Regions from separate parts of the Homo sapiens genome. Here region 2 is linked to region 1. The links are chromatin loops, found by intact Hi-C in ENCODE. Cell type or tissue: Caco-2. All regions are shown on one strand. Links, peaks and the distances in the headings refer to the core of each region. The heading gives the core; the rest is flanking DNA. Region 1 overlaps KCNK13 (potassium two pore domain channel subfamily K member 13). Region 2 overlaps KCNK13 (potassium two pore domain channel subfamily K member 13).

Region 1 (7,724 bases), core at 1,605-5,604:
GAAGCATGATGGGTAACGGTGCCTTCACTGCATTTACTCTACCTTTACGTACAATGACTCAGCTACCAGCCCAATAAAAGCCCTGTTTTCACTATTATTTGGGGAGGCACTGCTTTGGGAACTATCCCAATGTTCTTCTTACTTGCTGCAAGTAATAAAATCTCTTTGTTAAGTCCTCCTTGGTTGTAGTCATTGAGCTGTCACTGGCCAAGCAATCGAACTCACCTGTTGTGTGGGTAAGAAACAGAGCCAGACACAAAAGTCACATACTGAAGGATTCCATTTAATGAGAACTGTCTAGGATAGATAAATCTATACAGACAGAAAACAAGTTGGTAGTTGCCAGGGGCGGAAGGGAAGAGTAAATGAGGAGTAACCATTCAAGTGGTATGAGGTTTTCACTGGGGGCAATAAAAATGCTTTGGAACTAGATAGAGGTAATGGGTGCACAACACTGTGAATGTACTAAGTACCACTTCATTGTATACAAGTGGTCCCCCCTTACGTAAGGTTTTGCTTTCTGAGGTTTCAGTTACCTGTGGTCAACTATGGTCCAAAATATTAAATGAAAAATTCCAGAAATAAACAATTCCTAATTTTTTTTTTGAGACAGAGTCTCGCTCTGTCTCGCCCAGGCTGGAGTGCAATGGTGCAATCTTGGTTCACTGCAGCCTCCACCTCCTGGGTTCAAGTGATTCTCTTGCCTCGGTCTCCCGAGTAGCTGGGACTACAGGCGCGCGCCACCACGCCTGGCTAATTTTTGTATTTTGAGTAGAGACGGGGTTTCATCACGTTGGCCAGGCTGGTCTCAAACTCCTGACCTCAGGTGATCCACCTTCCTCAGCCTCCCAAAGTGCTGGGATTACAGGTGTGAGCCACTGCACCCAGCCCAATTCCTAAGTTTTAAATTGAGTGCCGTTCTAAGGAGCATGATGAGACCTCTCACTGTCCCACTCTGTCTCACTTCAGACATGTTCATCCCTTTGTCCAGCTGTATACACTGCTGCCCCTGAGTCAATGAGTAACCATCTAGGCTATCAGATCCACTGCTGCAGTGCTTGTATCAAGTCACCCTTCTTTTTCTTAACAATGGCTCAGAAGCATGACAGTAGTGATGCTGGCTATTGTTATAATTGTTATATTTTATTCTTAGTTATTGTTGTTAATCTCTTACTGTGCCTTATAAATTAAATGTTATTATAGATACGTATGTGCAGGAAACACAGTATCATATAGGGTTCAGTAGTATCTGAGGCTTGAACCATCCACCTGGGGTCTTGAAATAGATTCTCTAAATATAAGGGAGGAATTACTGTATTTTGACGTGGTTAATTTATGTATGCACATTTCACCTCAATTAAAAAAATAAGGGTAATATCTCCCAGTAGGAGAAAAGATGAGCGCATTTGCTTGCAACCCCTTGTAAGACTGGGGATTTCCTGAGCAGTTGTGACACAGACCCGTGGGGTATGCTGCATTCACCTTGCCTGCTGTGCATGACCCCCTGGGAATTGTGGGGCAAGGGGAACCTTTGCAAACCCGAAGCTCACGCTGCCTGCTATGTTGTAATGAGCGGTCTAAATCCACTTGGGCTTGTCTCCTTTCCCAAAGCATCCATGGAGGTTTGATGAGCTGACCTAGCCGGGGCCTGCTGCTTACAGGCTGCTTGCTGCTTGACAGCCCTCATTGTCCCCTGATATACATGAGCCAACAGGGCACACGGAACTTCCTTTTCAGGGATGCGGTCTGCCATAGCAACTGAAAATTGCTATAACTGTGCGATAGTTTATAACTAAACTGTGCAATAGAAAATCTCAACCACAGCCATGCTTGTTTTTGCCCCCATAATGCCGAGAATATTTATGAGCAAATTGCCAAATACTTGGTGACTTAGTGACATCCATTCAGACAGAAGACAGATTTAAAGGCAGGCTTCAAACATCTTCAGGAGACTATTGCCTGGGAAGGGAAAAAAGGACTCCTTTGAGTGTTCTTATGTTTCTATCTGTGTGGTTATGTGGCTACGATATATGTGAAGAAGAGTGCAAACAAAAATGTAAAAATTCATCAAGTTGTATACTTAAGATTTATATCCTTGACAGTATATGGGTCATATCTCAATAAAATTTTTTTTGGCAGGCAGGCATAGAAAAATATGCTTGGAATCATTCCATTTAATGAAAACAAAGCAAGCAAACAAACACACAAAGAAACACAGAACCTTCTGGAGCAGTTTAAACACTGTATCAGAGCAAGAGCTGCTCCTTAGAATGAGTAGTGCAATGACCATGCATTACAGCAGTGGTTCTTAATCCTGGCTGATTGAAAATCACCTGAAGAGCTTTTAATAAATACCAATGCCTGGGCACCACCCACAGAGATTCTGATTTAATTGCCTGGGCATAAAAGAACACATTATAGCTCCCCAGGTGGTTTTTCAGGGTGGACAAACCATGGCCCACAACCTAGATCGGCCTGTTGCCTGTTTTTTTTCTTTTTTTTAATAACACGTTATTGGAACCCACCCATCCATGTTCATTTATGTAAACTCATGGCTGCTTTCAGGCTACAGTCGCAAAGTTGAGCAGTTGCAACAGAGACCATATAGTCGGCAAGCCTGAAATATTTGCTGGCTGGCCCTTTACAGAAAGGGCCCCTGGGTCAGACATCTGAATTGAATGTGGAGTTTATAAAACACAAGAAGATGTTCAGCACCACCTGGAACCTTCTGACTCCAACTCTCCAGGATGAGGCTTGGGCAGGACTTCTTTGTAAGTTTCACAGGAGATTTTTCTTGGGGATCCCCCGGTTCTGAATTAGGGCCCTTGGTGCTTTGTGGTGATGCAGTTCCCAGTGGAGCCCAGTGACCAGCAGGAGCGGGCTGGCTCTTCCAGAATCATGTGAGGAACGTTTACCACTCAGATCCCCAGTAATTACCCTTCAGAGATTCACACTCAGTCGCTCTGGGGTAGGGTCCAACTACTGCTGTTATAAACAAACCAACCAACAAAACCCCAAAACAACGAAACCCCAAAAGTCCTCTCTGTGTTTGGGACCATTTACAATCAGGAGCTGAAATGAGACCAGGTCCCAGTCCCAAAATTTTGAAGGTGCAATTCCTCCTGGTTGCCAGAATCTGCATTGGGTTGGTAGAAGTGATTTGGATCGGACTTTGGATTTAAATGCAAACAAGAGAGCTGGTTTTGCCCAGGCCGCAGTTGGAGGGCACTCCAAAGTCTCTGCTCTGCAAAGAAAGTGAGGTGAACCTGCACCTGCATGCAGAAAGAGGGGCCACCTAGCAGAAGGGGAAACCCACACTGCGAGGCTGCTACCTGGTGAGCACTGGCAATGCTCAACTAGCAATGAAATGCCTCAGGACAGCCACTGCCATCTCTTTCCAGGAGAGAAACCAACAACCTAGGTCTCACTCTCAAGGATGATGCACAGGAACACCCGGAGAATCAGGAGCGTACACCTCCTGGTGGTGGAGACACAAAGAAGCATGGAACAAAATCCCTGCCCAGAGGCTGTAATTAACATACATGAAAAAAGATTGGGAGCAATATACATGTGCAAGCATCTACCTTAGAACGCAGGTGACCTCCGTGGTCCTGAGAATGGGGAAGGTCTGCTGTAATTAAGGCCAGGCTTAACCGGGCTTTCCCAGGAACGAAGGAATTTCTAGTTAGGTTGACACCATTTTCTCAAACTTGGCTGCCCCTTAGAATCACCTGCAGAGGTTTTAAAATCCCAAAGCCGAGGTCATGCCCCAGACCACTTAAATCAGAATCTCTGCGGGTGTCAACGAGATGTCAGTAGTTGTTAAAGCTCCTCAGGTGATTCCAATGTGCAGCCAAGTTTGAGCGCCCTGGTCTACACCCAGAGAAGTCCAAGGGGGTCTGGGTGCAGAGAGAAACAACAGGAAGCTGTCTGGAGCCTGAGTATAGATACGTGGGGAGGGGCAGATGGCTTGAAGTACACACAAGTCCACGAAGGGCAGCAACAACTATGATGCTCTAGATAGAAATTGGAAATAAATTGGCACAGCTAAGGGGATCCACTGGGAAGTGAGCCAAGGTACTCAAGGAAGAGCTGCAACGAAAATTTGAGTTTGCTTTTTCTTTGGTCTAGGGCATTTTGACCCCACCATACTTAAGGGAATAATTTTAGACTTAGAGAAAAGTTGCAAAGATAGTACAGAAAGTTCTTGTACATCCCTCTAGGTTTCTTTTTCTTTCATTCTTTTTTTTTCTTCTTCTTCTTTTGAGACAGAGTCTCACTCTGTCCTCCAGGCTGGAGTTCAGTGGCGCAATCTTGGCTCACTGCAACCTCCACCTCCTGGGTTCAAGAGATTCTCCTGCCTCAGCCTCCCAAGTAGCTGGGACTACAGGCACATGCCACCATGCTCGGCTAATTTTTGTACTTTTAGTAGAGACAGGGTTTCACCATGTTGTTCAGGCTGGTCTGGAATGCCTGACCTCAGATGATCCTCCCAGCTTGGCCTCCCAAAGTGCTGGGATTACAGGCATGAGCCACCGTGCCCGGCCTCTCTCAGTTTCTTCTAATATTAAGATCTTACATTACCATGGCACATGGGTCAAAACTCAAAACACCACCATTAGTACGTTACTACCCACTAAACTCCAGATTTCATTTGGATTTCACCTATTTTTCATCAACGTCCTTTTTCTGCTCCAGGATCCAATTGAAGATGGTGCATTGATTCAGTCATCAGGTTTCATTTGTACCCCACCATTTTCAGACACTCTATTTGATTCAATTGGTGCTTTAAACTTAAAAACATTTTTGTTTTGTCTTTATGAATATATATTTTCGTCCGAATTTTACCACTGAAGAAATTTTATTGAGACCGTCTTTTCCTCAGTGAATTCCATTACAAGCTACTTTAATTCTTTCAACAATTTTTCCATGCAGGTAAACCAGTACCATGTTTTTCCATTTAAAAAAAAAACTTTTCAACCAGGTGCAATGGCTCATGCCTGTAATCCTAGCACTTTAGGAGGCTGGGGAGAGAAGATTGCTTGAGCTCAGGAGTTAAAGACAAGCCTCGCCTGGGCAATATGGCAAAACCCTGTCTCTACAAAAAATATAAAAAATTAGCAGGGCATGGTGGCACACATCTGTGGTCCCAGCTACTCAGGAGGTTGGGGTGAAAGGATTGCTTGAGCCCAAAACGATGAAGCTGCAATGAGCTGTGATGACACCACTGCCCTCCACCCTGGGCGACAGAGCAAGACCCTGTCTCAAAAAAAAAAAAAAAAAATCTTTTCAACAGACTTTTTTTATACAATAAATTTTACCAAAAATATTTGGTTCATCAATTACTTTTTGTCTATATGAATGCTGTCCCTCATGGTTTTTGACAATCTGAGTTTCCTTGGATGATCACATTTCCACCAAGATCAATTTTCCTGAGTCAAATTCTGCATATCCAGATTTGCCAAGATGTGATCCTTCTATTGATTAAAAAAAGCAATTTTACCATGTGCATTTTTCCTTCTGTTGCTTTTACTTCATTTGAGTTTTCTATCACATTTAATTTTTTGCAGTTCAGTTGTTGTACTTTTCAACTTTACCATGTTTACTTTCTGTAGTTTCTCATTTGCAACAATTTTTTTATCACTTGCAATTTTAACTATTATATTTCCTTTTGTGTTTTTTCTACCAATAATATTTGCAGTGACGACTACAAGATTGATGATTTGCATTGTTTTTAGTTGAGCCACGGAAGAACTGAATGGCTCTTCTCAGACACTCTAGAGATGCTCTACTGGCCGGCATGAATCAACTGTATTGCTCATCCAGTTCTTTTTGATGTTTGTGTTCACACATGAACCAGCAGAGCAAGAATAGATGATGAGTCAAGTGAGTGAAATGATCTGCTTCATTTAAAAAAACTTTTTAAAAGCTTCCCTTGGTGGGTGGGAGTCCCTGCATGTCAGCAGCACCGCCTTACCCACGGAACACAATGTAAATGGCATCGCTAGAGATACGCAGGACGGTGCAGGAATGTGAGAAAAAGGTAAGAAGGGCCAAGGAGAACGAGCAGAGCAGGATGTTTGGCTGAATTCCAGGCAAAGACACAGGGACCAGACATGGTGCTAAGGCAGAGCCTTGATCTAAGAGAAGACGTCCCAGCTCCCAGAATTGGGATATAAGGTCAGGGTGGGGCCAGCCCCAAGGTTGATTTTCTGCTGAACGACTAGCCTAGGATCCTTAGACTCCCCGGGAGGAGTGGATTCTCTCTTAAGAGCCTGGAGTGTGGCCCAGTGACCCACCTGTGAGGGATGCGTGGAAGAGGTGGGGCCAGAATATTACTAGAGAAGTTGATTCACCTGAAGAAATCAGTCACCTTATTTATTTAGGTAAAAAACAGTCACAAGAGAAGGTTTAGCTGTAATACTCTATAGTAAGCAACTGCCTGCACAGAGGGAAAGTGGCTTTATTGTTGTGGCCAAGCCATCTGGGGCAGTGTTGTCACAGAGAGGGACATTCTGCATCTAGAGACGAAAGGGCTCAGACCCTTCTCCAGATGCCCCAAATAACCTTCTCCAAAGAAGTGCAGGTCAACATCTTTCTGCTTGGTCTCAGGACAACAAAAGCGAACATTTCACTGTCTTCCATACTGTCCTCTCCCACTGCCAGACTAGAATCAATGAAATTCACAGAAAAAGGGCACAGCTGGGAAATAATTGGGCTTGAGTAACAACTAACAATTCCCCTCATTCTTTCCCTGAGCTAATCAACCACATCTCCTAGAGCCAATAAGGAGAGGTCCTCTTCTCTGTGTATGTGTGAAATGTAACACATTCGGGGAAAAAAGTGAATAAATGTATAAGTGGCTTGAGCATCTTTGTAACTAATACCCAGTCAAGAAATAGAAAATTTCCAGAACCTCAGTGGGTGGCCAACTCTCCATCCTCTATCTGACACCCCAGAGCAGTTTCTTGACTTGCACAGAATCTGAGATTTGGACGGAGAACTAGAGCTTTGTTTTGCAAAGATCCGCAAGATCTGGAGATGTCTAGAAATGAAGTTGGAGTTCTCAACTTAGTGGCTTTAAGGCAACATTCAGGGAATTAAGTATTAATAGGCTAATGCAGGGAGTTCCTGATCAGGGGGTTCAGAGTGAGACTCAGAGATTCAGGGATTTTTTTTTTTTTTTTGAGACAAAAGTCCTGCTCTTGTTGTCCAGGCTGGAGTGCAATGGCGCCATCTCAGCTCACTGCAAACTCTGCCTCCCGAGTTCAAGCAATTCTCCTGCCTCAGCTTCCTGAGTAGCTGGGATTACAGGCACCTGCCACCATGTCCAGCTAATTTTTGTATTTTTAGTAGAGACGGGGTTTCACCATGTTGGCCAGGCTGGTCTCAAACTCCTGACCTCAGGTGATCTGCCCGCCTCGGCCTCCCAAAGTGCTGGGATTACAGGTGTGAGCCACCGCACTTGGCCAGGGATATGCATATCTGGTAAGTACCCCAGAAGATTCAATAGTATGTGGTTCTCAAAGACATGCCACTTTAGAAAGACATGCCCTGAATCCACAGACACTTAGCTCAGGAGGCACTATGAGACTCCTTATGTCCTTGCTACTCAAAGTGTGGCTCCAGACTAGCAGTAGTGGCATCACCTGGAATGCAAAATCCTGGGTCCCATTCCAGAGCTCCTGAATCAGATGCTTTTTTTTTTTTTCTTTTTTGAGACG
Region 2 (7,724 bases), core at 2,544-6,543, 71 kb before region 1:
AAGAAGGCTTCATGGAAAATAAACCCAGAACTGTGTGGAAAGAGGCCTGACCTCCTCCCCAACCCCAGCTTGGTTCACCCTCTGGAGCTGGCTCTTTAGCTCAGGGACAGAATTGTGTTTGGTTAGTGGCAAAAGCCATGTTTTAAGGTAGTGAAAAAGGTGAGTCAGAAGTTTGGGTAATTACAGTCATCAAGTGGATTTTCTTTGCAACATGCAAGTTGTCTGTATTGGGACTGAATCCCAGACACCATGTTAAGAAAATGAGTCAATGAGCTGTCGGATTCCATTTAAAAAATCCAGATGGAATATGCTGATGATTAAGGCCTGTGGTGCCCCCGCCTCATTTATCGGGCCTCCTCAGTCTCCTCCAATCTATAGCAGTTCATCAGGCTTTACTTATATCTCCTATGTTGAGATTTTTGAAGAGAGTATTGATTGCTTTGTAGAATGCCCCTCGATTCGGGGTTTGTCAGGTGTTTTTCCGTGATTAGATTGAAGTTCTTGTGAAGGACTCCACAGAGATGCTGGGCCTTCTCAATGCATCAAATCAGGTGGTGCATGATGGGTAGGTGCTAATGGCGAGGTTAACTCTGGTCACTTGATTAATTTGATATCTGCCAGAATTCTCCACTGTAAAGTTACTATTTTTCTCTTTGTAATTACCAACTATTTTGGTCGAGATCCTTTGAGACTGCAAATATCCCTTTTGGCTTAAACTTCTACACCCTTAATTTTAGCATCCATCAGTGGATCTTGCTTGTGGCAATTATTACTTTGGTTTTACAATATGCACACACACACACACACACACACCCATCTAGACATACTATATTCAAACTGCAGAAAACAAAAGACAAAATCTTGAAGGCAGCCAGAGAAAAAAGGAATATTACATTCACAGGAACAAGAAAGGAGTTACAGCCGACCTCTCATATGAAACCATACAAGTCAGAAGACACTGGTGTGACATCATTAAAGTGCTTATTTTTACAAAATGCCTGTCAATACAAAATTCTATATCCATCAAAAACACCTTTCAAAAATAGAGAAGAAACAAAGGCCTTCTCAGACAAACAAAAACTGAGGGAACTCACTGCCAGAAAACGTACTCTATGAGAAATGTTGAAGAAAGTTCTTTAACGTTTTAAAACAATAGAGAAGGAAAAATCTCTTCCACACAGAAGAATTCCAATTAATAAATGCAGAAGAAATCAGGGAAATAGAAAATTACCAGTAAAACACCACAGTAAATAATTTCAAAGCTTATTCTAGAACCACTGTCAATCTGAATCCCAGTCAACTCATACATAAAATAATTATTTATCCCTCTTATTCTGGAAAAGATCAAGGGCAGTTTGAAGATAAGTGCCCTGCCTACTTCTAGGCTAGAAATCTACAATGTGGTTATGAAGGTCAAAATATTATAATTATGAACAGGTAAGACTTAAAAACCGTAAAAATGCTAGTAAGATACAGGATATTACTACAGCCTTTCCAAAACATTTTACTATGTCAAATGGTTCAATAGCCTCAGCTGATATTGAAATAAAAAGACCCAGTGGAAGAGAAAGAAATACTTCGCAGTTTGTGGTTTGGTATAACTGTATCACCAGGAGTGGCACCATTTAATAATCAAGAGCCATCCTTGAAACCATGTGGCTAGTGTTAGATACCAGGTGCAAGAACAAAACGAAGACTTTCACTGCTGGATGCAGCATCCCCCCGTCGCCCCGGCATGTGGCCCATCAGTGCCCACAGTCTGTGCCTTTCCTGGGGGTTCACAAAGCCTCCCCTGAGGCTCATCTCATTTGACCCTCTCCACAGCTTTGCGAGGTAGCCAGTGTTGTTACCATTTCCACATGGGGCACAATGAGGTTGACACACTTGCCCAACCTCTCCCACATTGGAACTATCAGGACTGGTGTTCAAACCAAGTATGTTGACGCCAAGAACTGTTCTTCACTATGTGGTTGGCCAGACCTCAGAAACTGTGCTTTCTCTGGGGTATTTTGTGATTTGAATGTTGTTGCCCCACATGTGGGATGTGTACCAATGATTTGGGTAGAACATGAGATGATTTTAGGGGCCCTCAAGTGTGGAATTAATTAATCACACAGTGAGAAATTTATTGCCTTTGCAAGACTCTTCCAGTCCTTTTGGTTACATCACAGAGAAAGTCTCTGCTTGATGCTAGCATGTCTTTAACACCTCCTTTTACTAAACAACTTGCTTATACTACCTGGGAGGCTGAGGTGGGAGGACTGCTGGAGCCCAGGAGGCGAAGGTTACAGTGAGCCAAGATTGCTCCACTGCATTCCAGCCTGGGCAATAGAGCGAGACCCTGTCCCCCCACAAAAAAAAAAAAAAAAGTTTATGCCCATTTTGGATCTTATTTAAAGAAAGTCATGTGTTTTGATATAACATCTCTCTGCAAAAATTGCTTAGTACAACTGACCCTCTAGGAAGATGAGCCTTGGGTATGCTGATGTTCCTTGGCCTCCAGCACACCATCAGGGCCTCCAGGAACCTGTGTTGGAGATGCAACCACTTGCTTTACTCCAACCCATGTACTAGAAATATGGAGATCAAGGAATCCCATAGGTGCTCCTCTTTCCATCCCCACAGCACCTGGTACGGTACAGAGCCCATGAGAAGCTCTGTTTGGGGTCACAGGTTCCTAACAAGCATTTTGCAGTAGCTCCAGGATGCTTTCCCTTTAAGAGTGATATAGAGAATACTTTAAGATCTCTGACTTTGGAGCCGTGCAGCACTAAATTCAAAGCCCAGTGTTGCTGCTTGTCGAACTTCTATCAGGCACTTCTGGTACTGTAAAGAAAATATCTGGGTTTGCGAGCTGGAAGGAAAGGCAACTGAGCCTGAAGAGGGACCTGTTGAGGAACGGGGCAAGGTTGTGTGGAGTAGGGGACAACAGCCTGGACTTCACCATCAGGAGCCCTAGGTTCCTTCCCCAGCTGTACACTATCCACCCCTAAGGCCTCAGACAAGGGACAAACCCTGTGCCTGTTTCTTGGTGTCAAAAACAAGGAGGCTGGATGAGATGGTTTCTAAGGGGTCCTCCACCAGCTCTAATGTTCTCTGCTCAACATTTCAGTTTCACGAGGCATAGGTTTTCAGCTTTGTCTTCTTTACGGTGGCCATCTTTCCTCATCATTTCTTGAGAGGAGTCTCGCTCTGTTGCCCAGACTGGAGTGCAGTGGCGTGATCTTAGCTCACTGCAGCCTCCACCTTCCAGGTTCAAGTGATTCTCTTGCCTCAGCCTCCTGAGTAGCTGGGATTACAGGCACATGCCACCATGCCTGGCTAATTTCTGTATTTTTAGTAGAGACGGGGGTTTCCCCATGTTGGCCAGGCTGGTCTCGAACTCCTGACCTCAGGTGATCTGCCTGCCTTGGCCTCCCGAAGTGCTGGGATTAAAGGTGTGAACCACTGCGCCCGGCCTTTCCTCATCAATTCTGAAAGGGCTGTGTTTGCACCACTCTTACCTTAGAAAAACAACAGCTATCATTTTTGAACACTGCTGTCATCCCCCCAAATGCATTCTCCTGTGTATATGAAGGTCAACAGCCTTTGTTCCTAGTGTGGATGATTAATCTAGTAGGGAGGTTATAAAACTAGAATCGTTACAGTCTCAGAAGGCACAAAGGAAAAAAAGCCGGATTTCATTATCTGGCCTAGAATGTTTCTCCAGTCAAGACACCAAAATGACGCTCATATCCGTGAAGGTCAATTTCCCATTTCCTTTTTCTCTGAGTCCAATAAATGCCTGTTTAATTAGGTGCTTGTCCTCCACTGGCCACAATGAGCACTCATGGAATCTTAGTTAATAAAATGAGGATTTATTAAATTTTCCATTTTATTAAATAGTCATCATCTTTGCATTGGGTCCCCAAGCCCTGGTAAAAATGAAATGGTCTGTGTGACCATTCAAAGGGAAAATGTTAAGCTATGTTCTTTAGTTACAAAAGTGAGTCTCTCCCCGTCCCACACCCCTACACCACCATCTTGCTGCAGTTTAAAGGCCTGAAGCTGAATTTAATTTTCTTATTACATTGAGGTCTCACAGACGCCACAGCCAGGCATTAAGGCCTTAAAAATAAAAAGAAAGGGACAACAAAAAACAGAAACAGGTATAAAGAGTACAACAGACATTTTCCCTATGCAGACACCATTGGCAGGTATGCTTTGAAGGAAGCCTGGCAAAAAGAAAGCCCAGACACATCCCCAAACATTCTCCCCACTTTTAAAAATTCATCCATTCAGAGTTCTAGGGAAAGATGAGTCTTCGCAATTTTTGTTCCCAAATAAGGAACAGAGAGAGCTTCAGGAAATCAAGGCTTAAGGAAAACCTATCTCCTCAGGCAGCTAAAGCTCTGAAACAAGATTAATGAAACAAGGCAATGTCTAATGCTGCTTTTGTGATTTGTTTTGAAAAGACTGAATTTAGACTTAAAGAATAAGGATCAGGAGACAAGCATCGAGGCTTCAGGCCCCCCATCCCTGGAAGGTGGCTGTTGGTTGGAGCCGAGATCAGATTTCTAAAGATGCTTGCGGAGGCTCCCGGGAACAGCTCCCAGAAGGAACAGAGCCAAGGCGCAGGGCTGAGCTCGTCCCCTGGGCGGCAATCATCCTCCATTCTACTCTGGCCTCTGCCCAGCATCCACTCCTGGCTTCTACCTGTCCCCACTGGTCTCTGCCAACCTGTTGTTCATGATTGCAAAGGCTCCCACCCCCCCTGAGAATTCATTGTCCCGGGCCAGTGTGCTGGTCTGGTGGGGGCAGCCGTTGGCCATCTCAGACAGTTGCTTCTGCAGGATGGCCAACGAGGCCTTGTTGGCTGCCAGCAAGTCCTTCATGGAGATCATCTCCCCTGAGAGCCGGCGCCCGTCCGTGTCACTCTCTGCCACCCCGTCTGTCTCTATGGAGATGTTGCAGCGGTTCCGGACGCTGCCTGGCATCACCACGTTCCTGCGTGATCGCAAGAGTCCTCTCTGGCATTGCGGGCAGCACCCGCTGTCCATTTTCCTCAGGATCCAGTTCAAGGACTGTTTGATGAGGATAGAGATGACATTGAACAAGGAGTAGATGCAGCAGACACCCATGAGGATGAAGACGAAGTTGGCAAAGCGATAGAGGCCTTGGCTCTCATAGTGGGCGTTCTGGCTGCTGACCAGGTCCCCAAAGCCAATGGTGCTGAAAGCCACAAAACAGAAGTAGAGTGAGTCAAAGTAGCTCCAGCCTTCAATGGGGGTGTACATGGCTGAGGCGCAGCAAGAGATGAGGATGGAGGCTGTGCATAGGATCAGCATGACGTAGTACACGGAGGGCTTCCAGCCGGCCAGGCTGTCCACCTCACACTGCCCCGCATCCTTCAGGCTCTCCTGGGGCAGGGCCCCTCGTCTCCGGAGCTGCCGCTGGTGGCACGACTTCATGATGTAGGCGATGATGGTGATCAGGCGCTCCAGGAAGAGGTTGAAGAACAAGATGGTGCTGGAACACCCAACAAGGCCGTAAAAGATCAGAAAGATTTTTCCTCCTACTGTCGCCGGAGTTGTCATCCCAAACCCTGCAGGAGAGAAAAATGAGAGAAGAGTAAGAGAAATCTTTGCTGTGAATGGGGTCTAGGTCTTGGCTTTGATGGCTGGCAAAGGACCTAAAGAGAGTTTCATAAAATCACTCAGCCTTAGTCTTTCTAGGAATGAGCAGGAGAATTCTCACCTGCTTTTGAAGACACTAAGTGTTGTTCAGAGCTAGGCTGCTGAAAGCCTGTGTGGTGCTATTGTGCAAATCAGGAGAATAGCACCTCATCCTCATGGTGGACACAGCCAGCAAAAAATGGCTTGGTGACAAGAATGTGGGCTGGATTTCAGCCTCCTTTCCCTTCTCTGCTAGATATCCTTGTACAGTCCACAACCTGAACAACCATACTCAACAGATCATGTTTAGAGAGAGAAGCAAAGGCTCATACAAAGAAGAGGCTTATACAGACTCATCAGAATTCATTTATTCTGCAAACACTTATTGACCTGGGGATAGAACTGTGGAAAAGACAGTTCTGGTCCCTGCCCTCATGGAGCCCTAGTCCAGTAAGATGATGATGATATTGTGTGGTAAGTGTGGTGCTAGAGGGAGTACAGGATTCTATGGGAACTCCTAAGAGGGGAACCCATCTAAGAAGTGGGGCTTAGAAAAGATGAAGCAGGGAGACCCAAAAGCTAAAGAGGAGTTAGGCAGGCAAGAAGGGTGTATGTGTGTGGTGGTGGTGGGATGGAGAAGTCGGGATGTTCCAGGCAGAGAAACAGCAGCCTCCCAAAGCACTGGGATTATGGGCATTTCTAGCATACATAGAAATGAGAAATTTGCTCAAGATCTACCCATCTTTTAAACAAAATTCTTCAAACACACACTTCATGCTTTTGGAATAATAACAGAAGTATTGGATGCTATACATTGATAAACTATAAAACGTTCATTTTGCCTTTGCCTCTAACTGTTCACATTTCCACCCTCCTGACCTTTCTACCTGTGCACACAGGCATACCATTAAGAATGCATATTGTAGAACAATGGATGTTACTAAGAAAAACAGAAATAGAAAAGAGAGCAATGATACATTCAGGATTTCTCATGAAAGGGCAATGAGGGTCAGCCCACTCTCATCAGAGGGATGAGGGTTCTTTCCAAGCAAATGATTCAGTAAACATGAGAAGGCTGATGGGTGGAGGGGTTGGCATCAGAGTCACTCTGACTACAAACACCATTAAAAAATAAAAAGAATACTGAGCATGCCTCCCTGAGTCAGTTTCTTATTAAAATCAAACCATCAAACCTCTCTCTTTTTTTTTTTTTTTAAAGAGATGGGATCTTGCTCTCTGTCCCACAGGCTGGAGTACTGTGGTGCAATCACACCTCACTGCAGCCTAAAACTACCAGGTTCAGGTGATCCTCCTGCCTCAGCCTTCCAAGTAGCTGGGACTGCAGCTGTGCACACTATGCCTGGCTAATTTTCAAATTTTTGTAGAGATGAGGGTCTTGTCTTGTTGCCTGGGCTGGCCTCGAACTCCTGGTCTTAAGTGATCCACCCACCTCAGCCTCCCAAAGCACTGGGATTACGGGCATAAGCCACCATACCCAACCCAGTTTTTCCTTATTTTCAAGTTCAAATTTCTAACTTGGGTCCCATCGTTTGGATCACAAGAGCTCTCTCATGATCCTCCCTCCTGATAATACCCCACTTGTCACCAAGCTGATATAGTTCCTTGTTGCTACAGCTCGGTCAACGGCTGCCTCCCAGTGCACCCTGGAAGTGTTCAGACCAGACCTTGAAATGTGTGGGCTTTTGGGGTTATGACCTGCTGGTCTGCTCAAGTCAAGCCAAGGGGCCACCTTTCCCAAACATCCAGGTGTGCATACTGTATTACCATTCAGAACTAAATACAATTTTCCTTTCTCAGCACACAAGGAGCTGCATTTGGGTAAGAAATTAACAGCATGTAGTCAGGAAACTAGAGGAAGATACCAAGTATAGCTTTTGAGCTAGATGGGATGGAAAGGAATTGCCAGGATGATTTGGGAAGGGAGGATCGAGGGACAGGGAATAGTTCCATTGAGAATTACTTAGGGCCCTTCATGCTAGACAGAAAATCAGACCATCATCTCTTCTCTGGGAACTCTTCAAAATCAAAGTCCCTCAGCAATTCTTGGCA

What was found. Peaks named below come from ENCODE experiments on the same cell type or tissue, not always from the same donor. Only the 100,000 strongest peaks of a DNase experiment are listed, where the experiment ranks them.
Region 2: it touches region 1 in a loop (8-fold over the local background); 1 of 110 quality-filtered maps calls a loop at or near these places.

What each region holds. Positions count from the first base shown.
Region 1 is chr14:90,110,474-90,118,197 of GRCh38, reverse strand. All of the region lies in intron 1 of KCNK13 (potassium two pore domain channel subfamily K member 13), which reads right to left. Among named protein-coding and RNA genes, the nearest start is that of KCNK13, 52 kb to the right of the region's middle. In Caco-2, for the core only: no CTCF peak of the experiment used is centred there; a DNase peak (open chromatin) is centred at 3,457.
Region 2 is chr14:90,181,971-90,189,694 of GRCh38, reverse strand. It overlaps KCNK13 (potassium two pore domain channel subfamily K member 13), which reads right to left. Exons shown (of 2, transcript NM_022054.4): 2 at 3,842-5,584. The coding sequence ends at 4,692. Among named protein-coding and RNA genes, the nearest start is that of PSMC1, 71 kb to the left of the region's middle. RefSeq lists an enhancer at 4,885-5,386. In Caco-2, for the core only: no CTCF peak of the experiment used is centred there; no DNase peak of the experiment used is centred there.